2 separate regions of the Homo sapiens genome follow, and region 2 is linked to region 1. A link is a contact called in ENCODE Hi-C or POLR2A ChIA-PET data. All regions are on one chromosome and are shown on one strand. Each heading gives the region's core, a stretch centred on a gene start or an enhancer-like site at or near the end of the contact. The rest is flanking DNA. Distances are from core to core; before and after follow the strand shown. Region 1 overlaps RHBDF2 (rhomboid 5 homolog 2). Region 2 overlaps UBE2O (ubiquitin conjugating enzyme E2 O).

The links. A loop is a pair of places that touch in the nucleus more often than their neighbours do. ChIA-PET counts read pairs that join two places held with the same protein, here RNA polymerase II (POLR2A). Pooled maps may share reads with other maps.
Region 2: a pooled map shows a loop between it and region 1 (3-fold over the local background). The contact joins two enhancer-like sites. A Hi-C loop is called at or near these places in 2 of 168 maps with a recorded cell type or tissue (cardiac septum and thyroid gland) and 4 of 50 pooled maps. POLR2A ChIA-PET finds 5 or more read pairs at or near these places in 4 of 52 experiments (GM10248, HCT116, HEK293 and 1 more).

Annotation. Positions count from the first base shown.
Region 1 is chr17:76,479,723-76,482,692 of GRCh38, forward strand. RHBDF2 (rhomboid 5 homolog 2) reads right to left here. Exons shown (of 19, transcript NM_001005498.4): 3 at 1,653-1,823; 4 at 11-132. The coding sequence starts at 1,802. Among named protein-coding and RNA genes, the nearest start is that of AANAT, 14 kb to the left of the region's middle. RefSeq lists silencers at 1,051-1,120, 1,941-2,040, 2,101-2,150. Within about 2 kb of position 1,574, at least 14 of the 41 ENCODE cell types and tissues checked have a DNase peak (open chromatin) inside an H3K27ac peak, as active enhancers do.
Region 2 is chr17:76,407,313-76,410,282 of GRCh38, forward strand. The region is part of intron 1 of UBE2O (ubiquitin conjugating enzyme E2 O); the gene reads right to left. Among named protein-coding and RNA genes, the nearest start is that of SPHK1, 24 kb to the left of the region's middle. Within about 2 kb of position 1,404, at least 3 of the 41 ENCODE cell types and tissues checked have a DNase peak (open chromatin) inside an H3K27ac peak, as active enhancers do.

The DNA.
Region 1 (2,970 bases), core at 324-2,823:
GGGGGCTCACTTGCGGATGCTCTGGGACAGTGAGGCCTGGCGGCGGAAGCCAGGGCGCTTCTCTGAACTCTCCTGCCATCGGCTGCGTGGCTCCTGGAGGCTGACGCTCTTCAAGTAGGCTGGGTTCTTCCTCTTGGGGAGGAAGGAGGGAGGGCAGGCGGTGGTGTGTGCAGCCCAGGTCCTGGGCTGGCTTTTCTTTAGCCTCCTATTCTGAAAACCCTGAGAACAAACTTCAACCCTGATTTATGCCCCAATTTGCTTTCATTTGGAAATATATATATATAATGTGTGTGTGTGTGTGTGTGTGTGTGTGTGTGTGTTTGTATATGTATATATATATATATATATATTTTTTTTTTTTTTTTTTTTTTTTTTTTGGAGATGGAATCTCACTGTATTGTCCAGGCTGGAGTGCAGTGGTGTGGTCTCGACTCACTGACACCTCCGCCTCCCAGGTTCAAGCGATTCTTCTGCCTCAGCCTCCTGAGTAGCTGGGACTATAGGCATGTGCCACCACACCCGGCTAATTTTTGTATTTTTAGTAGAGACGGGGTTTCACCATGTTGGCCAGGCTGGTCTCGAACTCCTGCCTGACCTCAAGTGATCTGGCCGCCTCGGCCTCCCAAAGTGCTGGGATTACAGGCATGAGCTACCATGCCCGGCCTATATATATATTTTTTGGGACAGAGTCTTGCTCTGTTGCCCAGGTTGGAGGGCAGTGGCACCATCATAGCTCACTGGAGCCTCGACCTCCCAGGCTCAAGCAAGCCTTCTACCTCAGTGTCCTAAGTAGCTGGGATTACAGGCATGTGCCACCACACCCAGCTCTTTTTTAATTTTTTTTGCAGAGACAGAGTCTTGCTATGTTGTCTAGTCTGGTCTCGAACTCCTGGGCTCAAGTGATCTGGCTGCCTCAGCCTCCCAAAGTGATGAGATTACAGGCATGAGGCGACCTCGCCCAGCCTCATTCTGAATTTAAAATCGCCATTGTCTAACTTTTCTCCGTCAAGGCCAGCGTGTGTTTTCCTAACTCCTCATCCAGTCCCTCCCCTCTGCACCATGACGCTCCTGCCTGCTGCTGTGTCTTCTGCAGAGCTCTCGGGTGAACGGGGGGCGTTAACATCGCTTCCCTTTATACTCCAGACTGTGCAGGAAGCCCACGCTGCCACAAGCCGGTTTTCAATGAGCTCTTTATGGGGCACTAGACCAGACTGTCAGAAACACTGATCTGTTCTCGTCCTCCCAAAGGAAGCGGACACTGCCTAGGCGGGCTGCTGATGCCAGGGAGACACTGTCCCCTGCTCACCCATGTCAAAGAAAGCCCCCAGCCCTCAGAAGAGAGACTGAGAGTCCAGGCCTAGGGGGTGAAATGAGAACAGCCAGGGCCCCAGGGTTACCAGCAAGCACTTTCTTGGGGCTGGCCCTTCCTGTGTGCCCCTGACCACGATGAGAGTGAGCCCGGTTCCTGGCTTTACTCCCTGTGATATTTCGGGCCCAGGAAGGAGGGGGTAGGGCCCGAGTCAAGGGCTGCACAGACAGCAGCTGTGGCTCAGGAAGGAGCCCCTCTGGGAAGTGAAACTGACCAGAAAGTGTCACGTGGGTACATCTGTTACCTACGGCAGAACAGTGAGCCCCCAGGCCAGCCCCCTTACCTCAGGCAGCATGCTGTCCTGCTCGCCAGGGGCCTGGGTCTCTTTCTCGGGTGGCGGGATGGTGATGGAGAGGTTGGGTGGCTTCCGGCTCTGCAGGCGGCTGCTGGACACAGAGGACACGCTCCCGCCATTCTTGTCAGCAGAGGCCATTGTGGGCAGGAGGCGGGAGGGCTGGAATGGAGACCGGGAGAGCAGCGGTGGGCGGTGCGGGGTGGCGCAGTGTCAGGACCCTGACGCCAGGGCACGCAGCCCAGACCAAGAACCAACTTGCCTAAAGTTGGTTCAAACATCTCTGGGCGGCTGGGCGCGGTGGCTCACGCCTGTAATCCCAGCACTTTGGGAGGCCGAGGTGGGGGGATCACGAGGTCAGGAGATCGAGACCATCCTGGCCAACATGGTGAAACCCCGTCTCTACTAAAAATACAAAAAATTAGCTAGGCGTGGTGGCACGTGCCTGTAATCCCAGCTACTCGGGAGGCTGAGGCAGGATGGCTTGAACCCAGGAGGCAGCGGTTATAGTAAGCCGAGATCGCGCCACTGCACTCCAGCCTGGCGACAGAGCAAGACTCTGTCTGAAAACACACACACACACACACACACACACACACACACACACACACACACACACAAAACCAAAAACAAACCATCCCTGGGGACTAAACCCAGCCTGAACCAGGCTGAACCTCAGGCCCAGTGGTTGGAGTGAGGTCTATTTCTGACCATCATTTGCATCCCGGACCATATGGGTCTGGGAGGTCCTCAACTTACTACCTCATTCAATTTCTGATCTCTCCGCTTGAGGCAAGAACCAAACCCTGAAAAGAGCATGAAGATGCAGGCCAGGGACGGTGGCTCACACCTGTAATACCAGCACTTGGGGAGGCCGAGGTGGGCCGAGAGATGAGAAACCTACTGTGCTGGTCCCTGTCCCCCAAGGCCACCCAGTTTATTTTTCTTGTCTTTTTTCTGTAGAGGTGGGGGTCTCTCCATGTTAGCCAGGCTGGTCTGGAACTCCTGGGCTTAAGCCATCTGCCTGCCTTGGCCTCCCAAGTGCTGGGATTACAGGTGCAAGCTCACTGTGCCCAGCCCCAGTTCATTTTTCAAAGATAACTAAAACTGGCTGGGTGCGTGGCTCATGCCTGTAATCCCAGCACTTTGGGAGGCCGAGGTAGGTGGATCACCTGAGGTCAGGAGTTTGAGACCAGCCTGGCCAACATGGTAAAACCCTGTCTCTACTAAAAATACAAAATTAGCCAGGTGTGGTGGCGCATGCCTATAATCCCAGCTACTTGGGAGGCTGAGGCACGAGAATTGCTTG
Region 2 (2,970 bases), core at 154-2,653, 73 kb before region 1:
TGACGGTGCCACTTTTCTAAATCAAAGAATATTCTGTGCCTGTAACCCTCTGTGCCCAAATCTCCACTCTGAGATACGGCATTTTTTTGTGCTGCCCCACCCTATCTTAATCCCCTGCTCCCATTTTAGACTTCAAAAAGCCACAATTGCTCCCAGAGAAGCCAGAAGCGGCAGGACAGGAGAATCCAATGCAAGGGGGGCTGCACCATGTGTGGCAGGAGGGCTGCCTCCACCACTTGGGGGTCCCTGAGAGAGCAGCCAGGAAAGGAGGAGAGAAGAACGCAGACACAGACCTAAATCAGTGCCGTCACTGATGAAACACCCTGTTCAGCCTAACAGCACCCTTGGGAGTGCAGGGGAAACCGAGGTGTCAACTCTGAGGCTGAAGCAGAAAAAAACAGCTGGTGAAAGCTGGCATCATGGCAAGGCCAGAGGCTGGCAGGGCAGGCAGTGCCCAGTGCTCCCAGGAGAGGGAGGCTGGCAGCAAATGCCATTCTTCCCGTGGGGTCTCCAGACAACAGCAGCTCCACCTCACCAGGATGCTGCCTCCAGGGGCTCTTCTGACCTTTCTATGACAAGGAGTTACATTTCTCCAAAGACCTGATGGTGCTGGGAGCAGAGTGGGAGCGACAAGGGGCTGGGGGATGGTAACATGGTGGCTACACTCCCTTCCACTGGGAATTAGAACCCAAGACAACGGCATGTGGAAGGACTTAGGATGACTTGGGAGGCTCTTGTGACTTTCCTTCCTAACTTCCTATACCCCACCCATACTGGGCACTGGCTTTCTCCAAATAAGCCCATACCCTCCCATCTGTGAGCCACTCCACTGAACAGTTACTTCCAAATGTCCTCCTCTCCCTGCCCCCGTATGCACAACCTGCTTCACAAAGCCTTTCAGTGCCCCCGTCAGGAAGGAACCGACGTGCTCCTGGCGAATGCAAGAGCTCTGGAGTTTTTCGCCTCATGCTAACCAGGTGCTTCCTACCTGGCAGACAGTTCTCCAAGCGTTTCACTGTCTTCGCCCATGAGGTGCTCCACAACCCATGAAGCACATCACTGCCATGCTCATTTTGCAGATACGCAAACTGAGACCAAGAGAAAATAAGCAACTCATTCAATGTCACAAGTAGTGGAGCTGGGACCTGAACGCAGGCAGTTTGGCTCCAGAGTCCATTCTCTTAACCAAATAAAAAGCTCATCTCTCCCCAGAGCTACAGAGACAGGGAAAGACTTCTGGCAGGTCTACACATTTAAAGACAGTGATTCTTCTGCTTATGAAAGAAAGAAAAACTCTCTTCATTTCTGAGGCAAGTGGAAGGCAGCAATGGTGGCCACTGACTGCGGATGCCTGCTAGGCACAGTTTGCCCTCCACTTCCCCTTCTACCTCCAAAGAGCAAATGACAGGTGCCAGCCGGCCTGGCAGGTGAACACTAGAGGGCACTGTGCCCACTCTGGGAAAGCACCAGATTTGTGAACAAAACTAAACCTTGGAATAAACCCAATCCCTACTGTTAAGGGGTGCCCTGCTTGTAGTTTAAAAAAAAATTGTTACTAGGAGGGGATCTGGGGTCGGGGGTGAAGAGATTTCAACTGTCCTCATGGGCTCTGAAATTCTAAACAACCTCAGAGTTGGTGAGCTATTTATTGTCTAACATTTCTTTTTTTTTTTTGAGATGGAGTCTCACTCTCTGGCCCAGGCTGGAGTGCAGTGGCGCGATCTCGGCTCACTGCAAGCTCCGCCTCCCGGGTTCACGCCATCCTCCTGCCTCAGCCTCCTGAGTAGCTGGGACTACAGGCGCCCGCCACCACGCCCGGCTAATTTTTTGTATTTTCAGTAGAGACGGGGTTTCACCATATTAGCCACGATGCTCTCGATCTCCTAACCTCGTGATCTGCCAGCCTCGGCCTCCCAAAGTGCTGGGATTACAGGCGTGAGCCACCGCGCCCAGCCTATTGTCTATTTCTTAGAGAGTCGTAACTATCAGAGGTTTCTGAACAGAAAAAGGACAAGACAAGATGCCAAAATGCTAACAGTGTCTCTAAGCCAGAAGGGGTGGTGGCTGGTTTAAAATGAACACACACTACTTTTTTTTTTTTTGAGACAGAGTCTCGCTTTGTCGCCCAGGTTGGAGTGCAGTGGCACGACCTCAGCTCACTGCAACCTCCGCCTCTGGGGTTCAAGTGATTCTCCTGCCTCAGCCTCCTGAGTAGTGGGATTACAGGCATGCACAACCATGCCCGGCTAATTTTTGTATTTCTAGTAGAGATGGAGTTTCACCATGTTGGTCAGGCTGGTCTCCAACTCCTGACCCCATGACCTGCCCTCCTCAGCCTCCCAAAGTGCTGGGATTACAGGCGTGAGCCACCGCCCCTGGCAAACACACACCACTTTGCACACATGTGACTCAACAGTGGGGCTGCCCAGTGGAACCCAGGACCGACATCCTCTGTGCCTCCTCTGGAAACAGGAGCAGCAAACAACACAGTTGCCCTCCGAGGAGAGGGATTCTGGCACATGCTAAGCGCCCATTCTCCTGCAGGGGGGATGCAGACAGACAGACGCAGAGAAGGTGGTACCAAGTGCCATGAAGAAAAACTAGGCCACATGGGGGCCAGCAGAGGGAGAGCACAGTGAAGAATTTTAAATGTGTGGTCAGGAAAGGCCCCTCCGAGGTGATGCTGAACCAGAGATCGGGATGAGATGGGGAATGAGCTTACCAAGCAGGGAGGAGTAGCTGTCAAGGTGCTGGGTGGGGTGACTGGCACAGGCCGGCAAGGCTTCAAGAAGGCAGAAGGCATGGTGCTGTTATTCAGGCCTTAGAGAGCCACAGGGAGGGCTTGAGATTCTATCCTGAGCAAGATGGAAGCCCCTGAAGGCCTCCACTCAGAGCCCTGCCTGATGGTGATATCCAAAACATTACCTGATTTTTGGGCAGGGAACGTGCTGAGAGAGGGAGCACGGAGGC